Linked DNA regions of Homo sapiens: region 1 is linked to region 2. A link is an interaction called in ENCODE POLR2A ChIA-PET data of the cell type or tissue named here. Cell type or tissue: HCT116. All regions are shown on one strand. Each heading gives the region's core, and the rest is flanking DNA. Links, peaks and the distances in the headings are about the cores only.

The links. ChIA-PET counts read pairs that join two places held together with the same protein. Peaks named below come from ENCODE experiments on the same cell type or tissue, not always from the same donor. Only the 100,000 strongest peaks of a DNase experiment are listed, where the experiment ranks them.
Region 1: POLR2A ChIA-PET joins it to region 2 with 5 read pairs; 2 of 35 experiments call an interaction of 5 or more read pairs at or near these places.

Annotation. Positions count from the first base shown.
Region 1 is chr19:19,357,431-19,367,884 of GRCh38, forward strand. It overlaps LOC124904656 (a long non-coding RNA gene), which reads right to left. Exons shown (of 2, transcript XR_007067163.1): 2 at 1,281-1,531. MAU2 (MAU2 sister chromatid cohesion factor) reads left to right here. Exons shown (of 19, transcript NM_015329.4): 19 at 1-1,324. Among named protein-coding and RNA genes, the nearest start is that of MAU2, 42 kb to the left of the region's middle. RefSeq lists enhancers at 7,526-7,625, 7,646-7,755, 9,503-9,552, 9,703-9,752. In HCT116, for the core only: a CTCF peak has its summit at 3,817 (motif pointing left); a DNase peak (open chromatin) is centred at 3,811; H3K27ac peaks cover 395 bases.
Region 2 is chr19:19,111,377-19,121,972 of GRCh38, forward strand. It overlaps SLC25A42 (solute carrier family 25 member 42), which reads left to right. Exons shown (of 8, transcript NM_178526.5): 8 at 1-1,654. It overlaps TMEM161A (transmembrane protein 161A), which reads right to left. Exons shown (of 12, transcript NM_017814.3): 7 at 10,383-10,443; 8 at 10,149-10,292; 9 at 9,932-10,045; 10 at 9,616-9,790; 11 at 9,389-9,485; 12 at 7,793-8,807. The coding sequence ends at 8,554. Among named protein-coding and RNA genes, the nearest start is that of TMEM161A, 22 kb to the right of the region's middle. RefSeq lists enhancers at 1,584-1,878, 7,995-8,574, 8,575-9,153, 9,154-9,732 and a silencer at 7,841-8,027. In HCT116, for the core only: a CTCF peak has its summit at 1,748 (motif pointing left); no DNase peak of the experiment used is centred there.

The sequences.
Region 1 (10,454 bases), core at 2,061-6,060, 250 kb after region 2:
AAGGAGCCCCCCACATCCTCCCCTACATCCCAGAGATGCCACCACTTGTGTCTCCACAATGTGCTCCTGCCCACCCGGGTTCCGCACTGTCCGACCCCTGCACACCACTCATGTCACCACGGCGTGCATCATGTTCATCCCCATCTATTTATTTAAGCCTTTCTTTGCTTGTAGGGCATTTTGTATGTAGAGCAGTTGAAAACAGAACCTCAGAACTTAACATCTGTCCTGATGTTAAAGTGCTTTTCATGACCACCCTGTTATCTATGTATATGTAAAGTTAAGGATGAGATCTTAAGTTTACAATTAAAAACTCAGTACTCAATATTTAATATTCTACTCGAGCTTTATGGAAGCCAAATCATGTGCATGTGTGTGTGTGCGTGTGTGCAAGCTTTGAACCTCCTTCCACAGCCGCATCTTCTCATGACACAAAGCTTTTGATAAGTACTTTCCTGTGGGTCGCTCAGCGCCTCATAGCATCTCATTCAATTGCAAGAATAGAGGCCAGACACGGTGGCGCATGCCTGTAGTCCCAGCTAACTGGGAGGCTGAGGCAGGAGGATCACTTGAGCCCAGGAGATTGAGGCTGCAGTGAGCATGATCGCGACACTGCACTCCAGCCTGGGTGACGGTGAGACTTTGTCTCAAAAAAAAAAAAAAAAACAATGGAAGGCAGACAGCAAGTCCCTGAGGACACATCACACAGTGTCCTGTAGCTAAGTGTCTAGGAAAAAACAAAAACTCCAAACCCTTCAGTGGATGAGGACAAGGTCGCAGAAAGGCATTCTGTTGACAGATGAACAGCCGAAAGCTGGCCAGACCCTCCTGTATGCCTCTGCCCTTGTCCTGTGGGTTGAGGGGGTCTGACCAGGAGGCCACCTACAGCAGGAAGTGAGGCTGCCATGTTTCCTTGAGACACAGCTGCCTCTCCCCAGCTCTGTCCCTGTAGTCACCTGCCGGTGGGCGAGGATCCTCTCCCTGGGATAAGCACTCCCAGCCCCGTTTATCAGAAACACAGGCAAGGAAATTGGAACTGCCACCCAGCCCAGCATGGTGGCTCAATTGGTTGGTTGCGTTGTCAGTTGTCTCTTCGTTTTGTTAAGGTTTTTAATAAGTACGTTTGGCATAATGTCTTTTAATGGGTTTGTAATATTTGTAACGGTTTTAGCAGCCTATAACTTTTCAGCTGGTGCTTTTACTTAGGGAAAAAAACAATTTGTAAATACAGAACATTGTTTAAAAGACATAACCATAGAACATAGCTTCCTGTTTGTGGATTTTGTTTCCTATATATTCAAAGTAAAATGACTTACAGGAGCCACGTGCTGTGTCTTTGTTGTTTCCTCTGTCCGCTTTGTGAGCCATCCCAAAGACGGCTGCCACCCTTGCTGCCATGCCCACAGGGGCCCCCTCTGTGGCGGGGTCTTCAGCATGAGGATGCAGTCCCCAAATCCTGAGCCAGATGACGTGAATGGAAGCCTGAGTCCCCATCTCCTCCACTGATCATTTTCCTCTGGTCTGGCCTCGCCTAGAGAGGAAGGAACCCCATGCTCCATCAGCATATGAGGCCTTCAGCAGCCTGCTCCTGGAATCCTCCCTTCCCAGCCCTCTCAGGGGCAGACTCCCTCATGCACCCAGGTGTCCTGGTCCCTGTGTTTTTTTTTGTTGTTGTTGTTGTTTGAGATGGAGTCTTGCACTGTCGCCCAGGCTGGAGTGCAGAGGCGCGATCTCTGCTCACTGCAACCTCCACCTCCCAGGTTCAAGCGATACTCCTGCCTCAGCCTCCCAAGTAGCTGGGATTACAGGTGCCCGCCACCAAGCCCAGCTAATTTTTTGTATTTTTAGTAGGAACAGCATTTCACTGTGTTGGCCAGGCTGGTCTTGAACTCCTGACCTCGTGATCCACCTGCCTTGGCATCCCAAAGTGCTGGGATTACAGGCCTGAGCCACCGCGCCCAGCCGGTCCCTGCATTCTTAGAGGGGACCAGCCTCCATACACCTGGGAGTGAGGGGAGTTATTTGCCCAGATTTTTTTGTTTGGAGGTGAAATTACCATAACAAATTTAACTTTTTTTGCAGGTTGTGCTGGCTTACGCCTGTAATCCCAGTACTTTGGGAGGCCGAGGCAGGAGGATCCCTTGAGCCCAGGAGTTCAAGAACAGCCTGGGCTACATAGTGAGACCTAGTCTCTACAAAAAATGTATAAAAATTAGCCAGGCAACCAGGTGCCGTGGCTCAAGCCAGTAATCCCAGCACTTTGGGAAGCCGAGGTGGGCGGATCACTTAAGGCCAAGAGTTGAGACCAGCCTGGCCACCATAGTGAAACCCTGTCTCTACTAAAAATACAAAAATTAGCCGGGTGTGGTGGCGTGCACTTGTAGTCCCAGCTACTCAGGAGGCTGAGGCAGGAGATTCACTTGCACCAGGGAGTGGAGGGTTTCAGTGACCCAAGATCCTGATACTGTGCTCCAGCCTGGGTGACAGAGTAAGACTCTCTCTCTCAAAAAATAAATAAATACAAATACAAAATATAAAAATTAGCCGGTATGGTGGCGCACAACTGTAATCCCAGCTACTCGGGAGGCTGAAGCAGGAGAATCGCTTGAACCCGGAGGCAGAGTTTGCAATGAACCAAGATCACACCACTGCCTGGGCGAGAGAGGGAGACTCTACCTCGAAAAAAAAAAATAGCCAGGCATGGTGGTGTGTTCCTGTAGTCCCAGTTACTTAGGAGGCTGAGGCGGGAGGATTACTTGAACCCAGGAGGATATTAGCAGAGACAGAGTCTTGCTCTATTTTATATGTATATAAAATAGTATTATCTGTAAAGTGGACTGCTCAGTGGTATTCAGTACGTTCACAGTGTTGCACAGTTATCATCTCTATCTAGTTCTGGGACATTTTCATTCCCCCAAAAGGAGATTCATTGCCATCAGCAGTCACTCCTCATTCCTCCTCCCTCCCCAAGCCCCTGGCAACTAGTAATCTGCTTCCTGTCTGTGAATTTGCCTGTTCTGGATATTTTATATCAATGGAATCTCATACCCTGTGACCTCTTGTAGCCTGGGATCTCTCAGCACTATGTTTTCAAGGTTCATCTGCACTGTAGCATGGATCATTGCTTTGTTCCTTTTATGAGTGAATAATATCCCATTATATGGATGGACCAAACTGTTGATCTTTTTTTTTTTTTTTTGAGACAGGGTCTTGCTCTGTCACCCAGGCTGGAGTGCAGTGGGTTGATCTCGGCTCACTGCAACCTTTGCTTCCTAGGGTCAAGCAATTCTCCTGCCTCAGTCTCCTGAGTAGCTGGGACTACAGGCGCATACCACCAAGCCCAGATAATTTTTGGATTTTTAGTAGAGATGAGGTTTCACCATATTAGCCAGGCTGGTCTCAGACCCCTGACCTTGTGATCCACCTGCCTCGGCCTCTCAAAGCGCTGGGATTACAAGCATAAGCCACTGCACCCGGCTTTTTTTTTTTTTTCTTGAGACAGGATCTTGCTCTATAGCCCAGTGCAGTGGTATGATCTCAGCTCACTGCAACCTCCACCTCCCAGGCTCAAGGGATCCTCCCACCTCAGCCCCCCAAATAGCTGGAATGACAGGCACCACCATGCCAGGCTAATTTTTCTATATTTTCTAGACATGGGGTTTCACCTTGTTGCCCAGGCTGGTCTTGAACTCCTGGACTCAAGTGATCTGCCCGCCTTGGCCTCCCAAAGTGCTGGGATTACCACCGTGAACCACGGTGCCCGGCCTTATCCATCCTTTTATGGACATTCGGGTTGCTTCCCCCTTGTGGCGACTGTGAATAGTGCTGCTCTGTGAGTTTTGGCTGGACCACGTGTTTTCAATTCTCCTGGGCTTTCCCTGTGTCTTTATTGTGGACAGACAGGGCCGCTCAGCACACACATATGGTGTGAAGGCCCTCATGTCACTCTCAGGTTAGTTCCCCATGAGAGATACACAAGCCATCTTAGCCTCGAGCCCCAAGGGGCTCTGCTGGATGTGCAACGTTTTTGTATTTTGTTTTGCTATGTGTCGTTTAGAGACAGAGTCTCACTCTGTTGCCCGGGCAGGAGTGCAGTGGTGCAATCACTTGAGCCTCACTGCAGCCTCAAACGCCCTGGCCCAAGCGACCCTCCTGCCTCATCCTCCTGTGTAGCTGGGACTATAGATACGTGCCACCACACCCGGTTAATTTTTTTTTTTTTTTTGAGATGGAGTCTTGCACTGTTGCCCGGGCTGGAGTGCAGTGGTGTGATCTCGGCTCACTGCAACCTCTGCCTCCCAGATTCAAGAGATTCTCCTGCCTCAGCCTCCCGAGTAGCTGGGATTACAGGCACCTGCCTCCATTCCCAGCTAATTTTTTTGTATTTTTTAGTAGACACAGGGTTTCACCATGTTGGCCAGGCTGGTCTCCAACTCCTGAGCTCAAGCAATCCTCCCACCTTGGACTCCCAAAGTGCTGGGATTACAGTCGTGAGACACCACACCGGCCCTGTGCGAGTGTTTGAGTCTCAACATGGTGATCACAGCACCCCAACCATCGATGCCTGGGCTCCTTCTGCCCCATCCCCACCAGTTCAGCACCAGGCAGCCTTTTCACTCAAGGTAGACTCTGCTTATCCTTCATCATCAGCTTGGACATCATCTTCTCCAGACAGACAGGCAGGGGCCCATCTGGCCCATCTCATACCTCTCCAGCCCCTGCATGGGATTCACATCTTGAACCTGAGCTGGACCAGAGCACAGCATGACGAGCCTGCCATGGGACCAGCCACCTTTCCAGCAGGTGTGCAGCCCCCAGCTGGGAGGTGTGAACCTGCATGTGGACAGCAGGTCTATCCTGGGTTGACCAATGTTTCACACAAAGCCTACACCCAGGCAGTCACCTTGGCCTGGGCGCCCGGCAGACTAGGGTCACACAGCTCCTCCTGTTGAGTCATTTCCGAGTAGGCTATGCCCTGTGCAGCATCCATGGGACCCTGACTCAGGAAGTGAGTGACCTTCCTTTTCCCACAAGCCATGTCCTCATCCATGTCATCCCTCATCCACTTAGAGGATGAGGCGGGAGGGAGGTTGAGGCAGGAGGATCGCTTGAGCCCAGGAGGTTGAGGCTGCAGCAAGCTATGATCGCCCCACTGCACTCCAGCCTGGGTGACAGAGTGAGACCCGCTCTCTAAACAAAACATAGTGAAACAAAAAACAAATGATAGAAGCCAGATGTGGTGGAGCATACCTGTAGTCCCAGCTCCTTAGGAGGCTGAGATGGGATGATGGTTCAGGTCCAAAAGTTTGAGACTAGCCTGGGCAACGTAGCAAGACCCCGTCTCTATAAAAAATAAAACATCTGCCTGTAATCCCAGTACTTTGGGAGGCCGAGGCAGGCGTATCACTTGAGGCCAGGAGTTTGAGACCAACCTGGGCAACGTAGCAAGACTTTGTCTCTATAAAAAATTTAAAATCAGCTGGACGTGGTGGCTCATGTCTGTAATCCCACCATGTTGGGAGGCCGAGGCAGGTGGATCACCTGAGGTCGCGAGTTCAAGACCAATGTGGCCAACATAGCGAAACACAGTCTCTACTAAAAATACAAAAATCAGCTGGGTGTGGTGCTGCACGCCTCTAATCCCAGCTACTTGGAGGCTGAGGCAGAAGACAGTGACCCCAGGAGGCAGAGGTGGCAGTGAGCCAAGATGGCACCATTGTACTCCAGCCTGGGTGATGGAGTGAGACTCCATCTCAAAAAAAAAAAAAAATTAAAATCAGCCAGGCATGGTGCCTCACGCCTGTAATCCCAGCACTTTGGGAGGCCAAGGCAGGGAGATCATTTGAGGTCAGCAGTTTTTTTTGTTTTGTTTTGTTTTGTTTTTGTTTTGTTTTGTTTTGTTTTTGAGATGGAGTCTCGCTCTGTCGCCCAGGCTGGAGTGCAGTGGCGCGATCTCAGCTCACTGCAAGCTCTGCCTCCTGGGTTCACGCCATTCTCCTGCCTCAGCCTCCTTAGTAGCTGGGACTACAGGCGCCCGCCACCGCGCCCAGCTAATTGTTTGTATTTTTAGTAGAGATGGGGTTTCACCGTGGTCTCCATCTCCTGACCTCGTGATCCGCCCGCCTCGGCCTCCCAAAGTGCTGGGATTACAGGCATGAGCCACTGCGCCCGGCCGAGGTCAGGAGTTTGAGACCAGCCTGACCAACATAGTGAAACCCTGTCTCTACTAAAATATAAAAATTAGCCAGCCGTGGTAGCGGGTGCCTGTAATCTCAGCTACTCGGGAGGCTGGGGCAGGAGAATCGCTTGAACCCAGGAGGCAGAAGTTGCAGTGAGCCAAGATCACGCCACTGCAGTCCAGCCTGGGCAACAGGGCAAGACTCCCTCTCAAAAATAAATAAACCTGGCAGGGCGAGGTGGCTCACACCTGTAATCCCAGCACTTTGGGGGGCCAAGGCAGATGGATCACCTAAGCTCAGGAGTTTGAGACCAGCCTGGCCAACATGGTGAAATCCCATCTCTACTAAAAATACAAAAAAATTAGCCGGGCATGGTGGTGGGCACCTGTAAATCCTAGCTACTCAGGAGACTGAGGCATGAGAATCGCTTGAATCCGGGAGGTTGGAGGTTGTGGTGAGCTGAGATCAGGCCACTGCCCTCCAGCCTGGACCACAGAGTGAGATTCCATCTAAAAAAAAGTAATAATAAAATAAATAAAAATAAAAATAAAATAATGCAAAAATTAGCCAGCCACGGTGGTGCACACCTGTAATCCCAGATACGTGGGAGGCTGAGGCAGGAGAATCACTTGAATCCAGGAGGTGGAGGTTGCAGTAAGCCAAGATCACGCCACTGCAGTCCAGCCTGGTTGACAGAGCTAGACTCCCTCTCGAAAAAACAAAAAAAACACTTTTTTTTTTAAATTTAAAATTGCCAGGCGGCCGGGCATGGTGGCTCATGCCTATAATCCCAGCACTTTGGGAGGCCGAGGCAGGTGGATCACCTGAGGTCAGGAGTTCGAGACCAGCCTGGCCAACATGGTGAAACCCCGTCTCTACTAAAAATACAAAAATTAGCAGGGCTTGGTGGTGGGTGCCTGTAATCCCAGCTACTCAGGAGGCTTGGGCAGGATAATCACTTGAATCTGGGTGGCAGAGCTGAGATCGCGCCGCTGCACTCCAGCCTGGGTGACAGAGCGAGACTCCGTCTCAAAAAACAAAAAAAAAAATTGCTAGGCATAGTGGTGTGTGCCTATAGTCCCAGCTACTCAGGAGTCTGAGGTGGAAGGATTGCTTCAGCCTGGGAGGTCGAGGCTGCAGTGAGCCACGATTGCAGCTCTGCAATCCAGTCTGAGCAACAGAGTGAGAACCGGTCTCTAAAAATAATAATAAAAATAAAAAAGAAAATGGACAACTTTCTTTTGAACACAGCTTCTAGAACCCAGCACCTGAGGAAATATACGCAGGCAGAAATCCTCGCAGTGGCCACCTCACATCCTGTCTCCTCCTATTCCGGCTGCTTTGACAAATTACCATAGACTGAGGGGCTTACAAACAACAAATACTTATTTCTTACTGATCTAGAGGCTGGGAAATTCAAAATCAAGGTGCCAGCAGATTCGGAGTCTGGCGAGGGCCTGCTTCCTGGTTTGCTTCCCGCTCTCTAGCTCCACCCTCATGACATAATCATCTCCCAGAGGCCCCACCTCCAAAATACAATCACAGGCTGGGTGCAGTGGCTCACGACTGTAATCCCAAAACTTTGGGAGGCCAAGACAGGAGAATCACTTGAGCTCAGGAGTTCAAGAGCAGCCTGGGCAACATGGTGACACCCTGTCTGTACAAAAAATACAAAAAAATTAGCCGGGCATGGTGGTGCGCACCCATAGTCCCATCTACTGGGGAAGCTGAGGCAGAGGATCACTTGAGCCCAGGAGTTCAAGGCTGGAGTGAGCCATGATCCCACCACGGCATTCCAGCCTGAGCGACAGATCAAGACCCTGTCTGAAAAATAAATAAAAAACAGAGGACCGAGCGCAATGGCTCACGCCTGTAATCCCAGCACTTTGGGAGGCCAAGGTGGGCAGATCATGACGTCAGGAGATGGAGACCATCCTGGCTAACACGGTGAAACTCCGTCTCTACTAAAAATACAAAAAATTAGCCGGCCCTCGTGGCGGCAGAGCTTGCAGTGAGCCGAGATCATGCCACTGCACTCCAGCCTGGGTGACAGAGTGAGACTCAGTTAAAAAAAAAAAAAAGAAAAAACAGGCCAGGCGCGGTGGCTCACACCTGAGCTGAGATCGTGCTGTTGCACTCCAGCCTGGGTGACAACAGCGAGACTCCGTCTCAAAAAAAAAAAAAAATACAATCACATTTCAACATAAGAATATTGAAAGAGGAGGGACACGGTGGCTCATGCCTGAATCCCAGCACTTTGGGAAGCCAAGGCGGGAAGACTACTTGAGGTCAGGAGTTCAAGACCAGCCTAGCCAACATGGTAAAACTCCATCTCTACTAAAAATACAAAAATTAGCCAGGTGTGGTGACAGGAGCCTGTAATCCCAGCACTTTGGGATGCCTAGGTGGGCGAATCACCTGAGGTCAGGAGTTCCAGATCAGCCTGGTGAACATGGTGAAACCTCATCTCTACTAAAAATACAAAAATTAGCTGGGTGTAGTGGCAGGTGCTTGTATTCCCAGCTACTCGGGAGGCTGAGGCAGGAGAATTGCTTGAACCTGGGAAGCGGAGGTTGCAGTGAGCCGAGATCTCACCATTGCACTCCAACCTGGGTGACAAGAGGGAAACTCCACCTCAAAATAAATAAATAAATAAATAAATAAGATGAAGTTTCTTATTTCGTCCCAAATTTATGCTCACATGGTGAGATTACAATGAAATTGGCTGGGAAAGGAAAGGAAAAGGTTAATTTCCACATGAATTTTATTTTCTTAGTACTCTGATTTTTTTGATTTTTTTTATTTTTATTTTTTTTTTTTGAGATGGAGTTTCGCTGGTTGCCCAGGCTGGAATGCAATGGTGCAATCTCAGCTTACAGCAACCTCTGCTTCCCAGGTTCAAGCGATTCTCCTGCCTCAGCTTCCTGAGTAGCTGGGATTACAGGCGCACACCACCACGCCCAGCTAATTATTTTGTACTTTTAGTGGAGATGTGGTTTCACCATGTTGGCCAGGCTGGTCTGGAACTCCTGACCTCAGGTGATCCACCCGCCTCGGCTTCCCAAAGTGCTGGGATTACAGGTGTGAGTCACTATGCCCGGCCAGGGATAGTCCACTTTGTCAGTGTGTGTTTGTTGTGAACGTCGTCTCTAACCACAGTTCCTTACACTCAGTGTTTCTGCAGCGCAGGGTTCAGGCTCCATCTGCAGTTAGGCACACTCTGTCCAGAGTGAGTCTCTGTGTGGCCTTGGCGCTGTCCTGCTATTCCAGGGTTCTGAGCACAAATCCTCCCCTAAAGGGTTAAGCACAAACTGTTCAGAAGTCCTGTCGTGAACCGGAAGTGTATCTCCCACTCTGTCTTCATCTGCAAGTGTCCTCAGTTGCTACTGGCGGCCCCTGGCCTGCTCTGGCCTTGGCCACCAGGGGGCATGGTGGCCCAGGAGCAGCAAGGGCTGCCCAGGCAATGTCCCCACCAGGTAGGACAGGTGGGAACCTACAATCCAGCTAGAAAGACTGGGCTGGATGTTGCCAGACCCCAGTCTGGCCAGGCTTTGCTCATCTGCAGGGATGTGGGGTGACCTTCACACCACTCCTGTAACTGTTGGAGAAGACAATGGCCAGGGTTCTCCGGGCGTCAGGGTGACACCATTCCCTCCTTTACTTGCCAAACATGTATTAAGCACCTACTGTGCGCTGGATGCTGGGAACACAGCAGAGACCACATCAGACAATGTCTGATGCCCTCAGAGGGTGGACATAGTTCCCCTGATGACGGGTTTCAGAAGGGAGGGAGTGTTGACCATCTGTGAGAAGGGAGTGTCGCACAGTAGGTGGGGGACAACCACAGGGGAGGAGGTGGGGGACGCTGTGACAAGACCAAAAGGAGGGCTGGGAGCGATGGTTCATGCCTATAATTCCAGCACTTTGGGAGGCCGAGGTGGGCAGATCACCTGATGTCAGGAGTTTGAGACCAGCCTGCCCAACATGGTGAAACCCTGTCTCTACTTAAAATACAAAAAATTAGCCAGGCATGGTCGTGGGCGCCTGTAATCCCAGCTACTCAGGAGGCTGAGGCAGGAGAATTGCTTGAACCTGGGAGGTGGAAGTTGCAGTGAGCCAAGGTCACGCCATTGCACACAGCCTGGGCAACAAGAGCAAAACTCCGTCTCAAAAAAAAAAAAAAGGAGGCAAGCAGGCCCCCCTTGGGCCAGCTGATCAGAGCTGGACAACATTCCAGCTTCGGCGATGGGGCCACCAAGACCCAGGCATCTGGGG
Region 2 (10,596 bases), core at 1-4,000:
GCCACAAATGCAGCCCCTGGCCCACCCCACCCTGCCGGCCCTGCCTTCTCCAGTATTTCCCACATGGCCACGACTCCTCAGTCACTAGAGCCTCCTGCTGGGAACAGTGTCCCCCAGAGCCTCATGTCTATCCTAGACCCTGCAAGCAGCTGGGTCCCCAAGAGTGCATCTCCCCCTAGAGTTGCCTGCCCATGCCCACCTGCTTTGTAACCTTCCCAGGAGATTCATGCTTGCTCTGCACAGCAGGGCTCGAGGCCCAGGCCATGACACGGAACTGCCTCAGGTTTGGGTCAGACCTGCATCCTGGGGCATCTGCTGAAATGTGAGCACACAAACCACCTCCTTTGGCCCAGAAGCCCCCCAGGCCTAGCATCTCAGTGCCCCAACCCTCTGCCCAGCTGTGGTATCCAGCAGGTCCTTGGGTCCCCACTTGAGCAGGCACTTGGCTGGGATATGGAGCAATTTAAAGCCCACAGGGGTTGTTCAGTTTCTATGAAATGGAGCATGGGGTGCCTGCTAGCCTCAATCCCCCGAAGTGGGAGCCTCATGATAGAGTATAGCTTGGGGGTGGGAGGTGAGGAAAATCTGAGGTACCCAGGGGAACCCCCAGCTAACTGGTCTCTCAGAGGAGTCCCCCAGGGCCCGCCAGCTATCACAGGGACTCAGAAACACCCATTTCCTAATGACATGGTGAGTTTCTTGATTTCTTTTTTTTGTTTGTTTTGTTTTGGTTTTCAACTTGGCTGACCCCGGGTCTATGATCTATTCACATCGAACCCCTGACTGGTCTGCCTGGTGCCAGGGTGAGCGTGACCGTGAGTGTTGCTTTCGACAGCTGGCTCAGCACACGCTGTGTGAAGGGATCTGAGCTTGTTCATCTCCAGTCGTGACTTCATTTCCCTTCCTTCTGTCCTCCTCCTGTTCTTGCCTTGGACCTGCAGGTGTGCAGACCGCTCTCTCTGCCTTCCTTGCATGTGGCCACCAGCCATCCCTGATCTTGTCCCCAGAGGCCCAGGCAGCCTGTGATGGCTGTGAGGGGCTGTCCCACTGTGTGGGTATCCCTTACCCAGCACTTAAACTTGGCAGGAGAGGCAGGGCAACCCTCACAGGGAGATGGGAGGGCACCCAACTCCCACAAGCATGCAACAGCAGTAGGAATTGGGGGTCTGCCCCAGGTGGGTGAGACCAAATGAGTGGATTTGGGGCCACAGGCTAGGCAGGAGAGACAAGGGGTAGGTGGGAGGGTCCCCCAGTCCCTGCTGACCCCAGTGTGTCTCCCCGGAGATGGCTCCTAGCTGAGTGGGACCCGGCAGGAGTTGGGGACAGTGCTGTCCCCCACCCCTGCACACAGCCAGGCCCTCAGGCTCTGCGGTCACTCGCCTCCCTGCTGGTCACTGGTCTTGGTCTGGAGTTATATTTTGATGCCATGAAGACACTGTTTATATCTAATGTTTATATATTTTAAAGATTTGTGCCAAGAGAGTATATTTAATAAAAACTTAAATGACTTCTTCTCCTGCTCCTGGCTCTTCTTTGGCTCTGACCGCCCCCCCATCTTCCCCCATGAACCCCCAAACAGGGTTGAAGTGCTTTTGACACATTTGTGATAAAAGTTCTGAATAAAAGTCTTGAATAAAGAAGTTTTTAAATGCAATTGTTGTTTGAATTAATACATACCACAATTTTCCAGAAAACACCAGCTGTCCACAAGGGTTTACAGTGAAAAGTAGGTGAACAGTTCCCTCTGCAGGGGGCCTCCTGTGACCATTTTCTCTTGTCTCCTCCCACAGAGATTCTGTGCATACACTCATCCCTTTCAGGATATATGTGGCCACCCACAAAGGCAGGAGGGGCCGTCTCTGTGCAGCCAGCACAGCCCAAAGTCTCATGGGCTTGAACATGGCCTTCCTTCCCAAGAGCCCTGCACTCTGGGGCTGGCTGAGGCTTCAGGCCTGAACGTCAGTCACCATCTGCAGGGGCAGCCACCAGAGGGTCTCCAGTGGCAATCCTGGCTCACTTCACCTGCAGCCCATTGGCCAGAGCAACTTGGAGGACCCACCCACTGCCAGGCCAGAAGTGGGAGCCTCTGCGTGCCCAGAGAGGAGGGGCGGCTGGGCCAGCACAGGCCTGGTGCTCTTGTTGGGGTGGGAGTAGGAATAAGTTCCACTGCGCTGACCCCCCACTGCTCTCCAATCTGCTCACGTGCAACAGGATTTCTTTTGAGTTGGTCTCCGTTGTGCACATTGTTCAGCAGCTGTGCGGTTTTCTCCTAGAGGATCCCCAGGATGACATTTACCAGGGTGGGTGTGGTGGCTCATGCCTGTAATCCCAGCACTTTGGAGACTGAGGCAGGTGGCTTGCTTGAGCCCAGGAGTTTGAGACCAGCCTAGGCAACACAGTAAGACCCCCCATCTCTACAAAAAAATAGAAAAATTAGGCCGGATGCAGTGGCTCACGCCTTTAATCCCATCACTTTGGGAGGCCAGGGCAGGTGGATCACTTGAGGTCAGGAGTTCAAGACCAGCCTGGCCAACATGCTGAAACCCCCATCTCTATTAAAAGTACAAAAATCCTAGCTACTCAGGAGGCTGAGGCAGGAGAATTGCTTGAACCTGGGAGGCGGAGGTTGCAGTGAGCCGCTGCACTCCAGCCTGAGTGACTGAGAAGTCTCCGTCTCAAAAAAAAATTTTTTTTTAATTAGCCAGTCTTGGAGGTGCGTGCCTGTAGTCCCAGCCACTCAGAAATTCACGCCTCCCTTATGTTACCAAACCAGGCTCGTTCTGCCCAGCAGTATGCCAACAGAGATGACAGGTTTTGCAGCAAAGAGTTTATTCACGAGGCAGCCGAGTGAGGAGACAGGAGAACAGATCTCAAATCCGCCTCCCTGAAGATGGGATTTTAGGAATATTTAAGGGATAGAGGAGCAAGGTGGTCAGAGACGTGGGGAAAAGTGGGGCAGTCGGGGAACCGTGCGTGCGTAGTCAAGCTTCATGGCTTTTCCATAGGATGTGTGTTCACAAAATGACATTGTTATCATGATCTGAGGGTGGAGTGTTTGGCCCTCTAACGTCAAAGGTCACCACCTAAATATACACAGGCCAAGGTGAAGGTTCGGCTCTCAGCCCATTTGGATTGGACAAGAACTGATCCTGTTCCTGAAGAACAACTTGAGCAACCATTACCATGGTGGCCCATACATAGAGATATTATCTATAAGGAAACTAGTGGGAGTTTTTTTGTTTGGGTTTTTTTGTTTTGTTTTGTTTCTTTGTTTTTGAGACGGAGTGTTGCTCTTTTTGCCCAGGCTGGAGTGCAATGGCATGATCTCGGCTTACTGCAACCTCCACCTCCCGGGTTCAAGCGATTCTCCTGCCTCAGCCTCCTAAGTAGCTGGGACTACAAGCGCCCGCCACCACACCCGGCTAATTTTTTGTATTTTTAGCAGAGACGGGGTTTAACCATGTTGGCCAGGCTGGTCTCAAACTCCTGACCTCAGGTGATTCACTCGCCTTAGCCTCCCAAAGTGCTGGGATTACAGGCTTGAGCCACCGTGCCCAGCCTATTTTTCTGTCTTTCTTTTCTTTTTTTTTTTTTTTTTTTTGAGACAGGGTCTCACTCTATTGCCCAGGCTGGAGTGCAGTGACACTACCATGGCTCACTGCAGCCTCCAACTCCTGGGCTCAAGCCATCCTCCCACCTCAGCCCCCCTAGGAGCTGGGACTACAGGTACATGCCACCACGCCTGGCTACTTTTTGTATTTTTTGTAGAGATGGGGTCTCACCATATTTCTCAGGCTGGTCTCTAACTCCTGGCTCAAGTGATCTGCCTGTCTTGGCCTCCCAAAGTGCTGGGATGACAGGCGTGAGCCACCACACCTGGCCTGGGAGTTTAGCTATACATTGTTTAGCTGAGTGACTTTTAACACTATGGGGTTTATAATCAACTAAAAACAAGTGAGGTAAGTTAAGATTGGTAGGTCTAATCAGGTGAGCCCTCAGTTCCCCTTATGGATGGGCAATTGTTAGGTATTGCCATGACAATGTGATAGCAATTTGGTGGGGGCTGCTGAACTCATCTGCACCCCGCCTCTGACATCCAGCCCAGATTTCTGATCTAAGTTCCACGTTTCACACCAGCCCCTGAACCTTGGTCAACCCCTCCCCTCTCCCACCCACCACTGTGGCATCTCCTAACAGTATAGAGGTGAGCCCGTGGACCTGTCTAGACTAGTGACAGTGAAGAAGATGTTTGCTAGCTGCGTCCAAGAAGAGCTTCAGGAGTCCTTTTTTTTTTGAGACGGAGTCTTGCTCTGTTGCCCAGGCTGGAGTGCAGTGGCGCGATCTCGGCTCACTGCAAGCTCCACCTCCAGGTTCAAGTGATTCTCCTGCCTCAGCCTCACAAGTAGCTGGGATTACAGATGCCCGCCACCACGCCCAGCTAATTTTTATATTTTTAGTAGAGACGGGGTTTCACCATGTTGGCCAGGCTGGTCTTGAACTCCCGACCTCAGATGATCTGAACGCTTCGGCCTCCCAAAGTGCTGGGATTACAGATGTGAGCCACCACACCTGGCCACCAAATGCTTTTTGCTATAAACAATTCCGCGCAGCCTAGGAGTGTCCTGAAGAAACACAACATGGTACCCCAGGTGCAACCGGCGGCTGATGACTGAAGGTAGGTGTGTAAGTAGCTTAACCCATGCCCGGACGTGGGATCATCCTGAGATAATTGCTCTACCCTGCCCCGCTAAGGCCCACAGCAGGACTGAGCCTGGTTGCCCACAGTGTCACCTGCTCATTGGTGCCCCCTGCAGGGCATCTTCCCTCCTCGTCTCAGCTCTCACCCGCCATGGGGGCTGCCTGGGGACACCTCCCAGGTAAACCACTAGCTCTGAGTCCTTTTGGGGTCATCTTTGGGGGAAACCTATCCAAAAAGGAATAGGAATGCCAGGTATTCCTGCAAATAGATCATATAGATTTATACCACATACTCACCCATATTTGATCTTCCATAATCTGACAAGTAAAAAATGGTATCTCAGCCGGGTGCGGTGGCTCATGCCTTTAATCTCAGCACTTTGGGAGGCCGAGGCAGCTGGATCACTTGAGCTCACGAGTTCAAGACCAGCCTGTGCAGCATGGTGAAACCTTGTCTCTACAAAAAATACCGGGCATGGTGGCACGTGCCTGTAATCCCCACTACTCAGGAGGCTGAGGTGGGAGGATGGCTTGAGTCTGGGAGGTGGAGGTTGCAGTGAGTCGAGATGGCACCACTGCATCCCAGCATGGGTGATAGAACCAGACCCTGTCGCAAAACAACAACAACAACAACAAAAACCAGTTAATTTATGGCCAGGCATGGTGGCTCACACCTGTAATCCCAGTTCTTTGGAAAGCTGAGGCAGGAGGATCACTTGAGACCTGGAGTTTGTCTCTATAAATAATTTTTTTTTTTGGTGGGACAGGGTTCTCATTCTGTCACCCAGGCTAGGGTACAGTGGCACAATCACATCTCACCGCAGCCTCAACCTCCCAGGGTCAAGTGATTCTCCCACCTCAGCCTCCCGAGTAGCTGCGACTACAGGCGTGGGCCACTATGCCTGGCTAATTTTTTATATTTTGTAGAGACGGGGTCTTGCTATGTCACCCGAGCTGATGAACTCCTGGGCTCAAGAGATCTGCCCACCTCCACTTCTCAAACTGCTGGGATTACAGGCGTGAGCCACTGCACCCAGCCCTCTACAAATAATTTTAAAAACTATTTTACTATTTTAAAAGTTGAAGGTTATATTTTGTTTTATCTATGAGTTTTATTTCCCCTTTTTATTTTGTTTCGGCTTGTCTGGAAATGGTATATTCCGTTTCTTCACCCATAGGGCTTCACAACATCAGCACTGCTGACATTTGGCGCTGATAATCCTCTGGGGTGAGGCCATCCTGGGCACCACACGGTGTTGAGCAGCATCTCTGGCCTCCATTCTTCAGACACCAAGAGCAACACCTCCACCCCTTGTGGTGACAACTAAAAGATGTCTCCAGACATCAACATGTGTTCCTTTGGAGCAGAACCACCCCGTCCTGTGAGAGGCACGGATATGGTGGTTACAATGGATACATCAACAAGAATTTAAATGTTTGGCCGGGCGCGGTGGGCGCGGTGGCTCAGGCCTGTAATCCCAGCACGTTGGGAGGCCGAGGCAGGTGAATCACTTGAAGCCAGGAGTTCCAGACCAGCCTGGCCAACATGGTGAAACCCATCTCTATTAAAAATACACACACACTGCCGGGTGCGGTGGCTCACGCCTGTAATCCCAGCACGTTGGGAGGCCAAGGAGGGCGGATCACGAGGTCAGGAGATCGAGACCATCCTGGCTAACACGGTGAAACCCCGTCTCTACTAAAAATACAAAAAATTAGCCGGGCGTAGTGGCGGGCGCCTGTAGTCCCAGCTACTCGGGAGGCTGAGGCAGGAGAATGGCGTGCACCCGGGAGGCGGAGCTTACAGTGAGCCGAGATCGCGCCACTGCACTTCAGCCTGGGCGACAGAGCGAGACTCCATCTCAAAAAAAAAAAAAAAAAAAAAACTACACACACACACAAAAATTAAAATATTTATCTTCCCTCTGAGCCACACACAAAGACCTCAACCACCCCCTTCTATCTTTCCTATTTTTATTTATTTATTTATTTTGAGACAGAGTCTCGCTCTGTCACCCACGCTGGAGTGCAATGGCGCGATCTTGGCTCACTGCAACCTCTGCCTCTGGGGTTCAAGCGATTCTCCTGCCTCAGCCTCCTGAGTGGCTGGGATTACAGGCACCTGCCACCGCACCTGGCTGATTTTTGTATTTTTAGTAGGGATGGGGTTTCACCATGTTGGCCAGGGTGGTCTCAAACTCTTGACCTCGTGATCCACCGCCTCGGCCTCCCAAAGTGCTGGGATTACAGATGTGAGCCACCATACCCAGCCTGATGAAAATTTTAAAAAAGAAAATTCTTAAACCGTTCTAAGTCAGGGAACTGTCTGTATACATCTTACTTATACAAAAAGGTTACATATGCACCTTACATTGTTTTTGTTTTTGTTTTGAGATGGAGTCTCACTCTGTCACCCAGACTGGAGTGCAATGGCATGATCTTGGCTCACTGCAACCTCTGCCTCCCGGGTTCAAGCGATTCTCCTGTCTCAGCCTCCCGAGAGGCTGGGATTACAAGTGTGCACCACCACGCTTGGCTAATTTTTTTTGTATTTTAGTAGAGACAGGGTTTCACCATGTTGGCCAGGCTGGTCTTGAACTGCTGACCTCAGGTGATTGGCCTGCCTCGGTCTCCCAAAGTGTTGGGTTACAGGCATGAGCCACGGCACCCAGCCTGCACCTTACATTGTAACACACGTGTGGACACACCCTGGAGTCACAGCTACAGGACAATTTCAGAGTCCATGACGGCCCCACATCCCTTCCCTGGGTCACCAAGGCCTCAATATGCCCCTCCCCCCTCCCTGTGTGTGATATCTATACAAGTCACCTGCATACCTGTAGCAGACGCTGGCATCACTGTGGGCTCCCCGCCCTCCCATTCCTCAAACTGGTTTTCCTCTAAGGTTTCCCTGCCCATCTAACCTTCTCCTGGCACTCCCTCATGGTGCATTTCTCTCACCTGCCCGTCCGTCCCAGGCCACCTGCCCTCTCAGCTGGGACTCCAACTTCCCCTGATTTCTGGTCTCTTCCATCCTGCTTTTGGACTTTTCCTGGGACACTTGCATTTCTTCTTTTTCTTTTTTTTTTTTTTTGAGACAGAGTTTCACTCTGTCACCCAGGCTGGAGTGTGATGCGATCTCGGCTCACTGCAGCCTCCACCTCTCAGGTTCAAGCGACTCTTCTGGCTCATCCTTCTCAGTAGCTGGAACTACATGCATGCGCCACCATGCCTAATTTTTGTTATTTTAGTAAAGACTGGGTTTCACCATGCGTTGACCAGGCTGGTCTCAAACTGCTGGCCTCAAGTGATCTGCCCGCCTTGGCTTCCCAAAGTGCTGGGATTTGGGATTACGGGCGTGAGCCGCCGAGCCTGGCCTCCTTCTTGCTCTCCTTTCTCCTCCCAGACCTTTGCTCCCCTCTCAGTCCTGCTCCTCTCTCCCTCCCGCGCAGCCCCCACCCTGCACCCGGGCAGGTGCCACAGGGACGTGCAAGACAGCTACCACCCTGCACAAGCCCGAGTCCCAAACCACTCAGACCCTGTTTGTAAAAATCGGCATGCTCCTTTATTTGTTCAGAAGAGCAGCCAGCATCACCCTTGCCACTCAAACCTGGCACATACGCTTCGGAGACAATGGCCTCGGGACCCTCATGCTGCTGGGCCCAGGAGAGACAGTTCTGAGGCAGAAACTCGGCGTCCAAGGGGGGCCGCGGGTCAGGCACTGTGGTGAAGGGAACGCCGGGGAGTCCGGCCCCACCTTGCAGCTGGGGACACGGGGGCGCAAACAGAGGGGGCAGGCTAGTGTCCCGCTGCCCCAGGAACAGACCTCAGGGCCCCAGGAGGGTCTGCAGGCAGCTAGGAGCCTGCCAAGTGCTGGTGGAAGTAGAGGCCGAAAAGGCTGGCGAGCAGCTGGCAGGCAGCCGTCCACCAGATGAGGTAGGCCAGGACGCCACGGAGGAAGAGGGGAGTAAGCAGGCCACCCAGAGCCCCGGCAATCCGCGCTGCAGTCTGCTGGACTTCGTCCTCCCCAGAGCCGATGGGGGCAGCGCTGGCTGAGGATGGGTCGGGGGATAGTAGAGGAGCTGGGCCCAGGCCCCAGGAATAGCCTCCTAGGAGAAGAGGATGAAGCGAGGTATGAGTGGAAAAATGGGGGAGGGGGCGAGGGACAGGGCTGGCACGGGGGGCCAGGCCCATTCCTCCAGACACTCCCACCCCTGTCTCAGACTCCATCTCCAGCCCAGTCTCCACCCCCTCAGGCGCTGCCCCCTGTCCAAGGCAAACCCTACCCCAGGCCCCACCTCCTGCTCAGATCCTGCCTCAATACATGCCCTGCCCCCTCCCCAGGCCCCGCCTCCTGCCAAGACGCAACCCCTCCCCAGGCTCCACCTCCTAAGGCAAACGCCATCCCAAACTCCACCTCCTGCTCAGACCCTGCCTCACCACAGTCCCCGCCCCCTACCCAGGCCCCGCCTCCTGCTCAGATTGCACCCATCCCCAGGCTCCACTTCCTGTCCAAGGCAAGCCCCACTCCAGGCTCCGCTTCCTGCTCAGACCCTGCCTTACCACAGTCTCCGCCCCCTGCCTAGGCCCCGCCTCTCCCCCCCCACCGCGGTCCCCGCCAGAGTCCACCTCCACTCTGTTTTATCTTCCAACTCCGCCCCTCCTCCACCCCCACACCGCGGCATCTCACCCAGCGTCTTGAGCAGAAGTGTGCAGTTGAGGGTGAGGATGAGCGGCGTCAGGTACTGCAAGCTCACCACGGTCACATAGCAGTAGACTCGGACCACCTGTGGGCAGGTAGCAGGGGTGGCTGCAGCAGGAGGCCTTCTGGTTTGGGACGACTCCACGCCCAAAGGACCAGGAACCCCACCCTGAGCCCCAGGTTCCCTCTGGCCTAGGTCATCGGGGCGTCCATACCCTCTGCTGGATTTCACGGGCTTCGATGCGGCCAGCCTCCCTTCGCAGCTGCTCCACCCGGGCCTTGGCCAGGCACAGGTAGGCCTGCAGGTGGGGCCGGGTCACCGCCAGCCGCAGCAGGCACAGCACCACCAGCAACCAGAGGCGCCCAGAGTCGAAGGCAGAATCGGACAGCCTGTGCGGAGAGGGCCGGGGGCAAGGGACTAAGAAGGTCGCCCCCGACCCCCCAGGATCTTCCCCAGGCTCCTCCCTGAATCTCAGAGGCTAGGGCACCCAGGGGAGCCCCAGCTACCTCCTAGCCCCACCCAATACGCACAGGGAGAAACGCGTCTCCCCAAACGGCGGCTGGTGCAGGAAGTCCCGTGCAATGGGCTTTGTCCAGAGCCACAGGATGAACAGGGGAGACAGGAAGCTGGTGTGCAGGAGGAACCTGGGGGGTGAGGGCAGGAGGGAGTGAGGCCTGGGTACCCCCTCTCCTCGAGTCTCTCCCTTAAGCTCCCTAGTCCCCCCACCCACCAAGCGACCCACTTAACTGCAGCATGGGTCTGTCCTCCGACATGGTCAGTGCGTCCCGGTGGGTCTGGGCCAGCCGCAGGCCTGGGAAGGTGAGGAAGGCACCCAGCACAGAGCCCACCACTGCCAGTCCCACGCGGATAGCCAGCTTGGCCACAGGAAGCCTAGGAGAACACCAGGTCACGAGCCTGCCTGGGGGACCCTGGGAGGGTCCCAGCCTGCCCTTGCCTCCCTCCCCCATTCCCAGGACTCACGCCCAGTCCCAGCCCTGCTTCTTCAGAAGTGGCTCTAAGTTCTGGGTCATGCTGGCCAGACCTGGGGACGATAAGAAGAGGACCGAGTAGAGTGAATTCCTAGGGTCTCTAAGGCCACTCTGTTCCCTAACCCCCCATCCCTCAGGCATCCGTTTGCTTCCCAAGTAGGAATGAACAAGGGTCTGCCAGGCCCTGAGCCAGGCACAAGGACAAT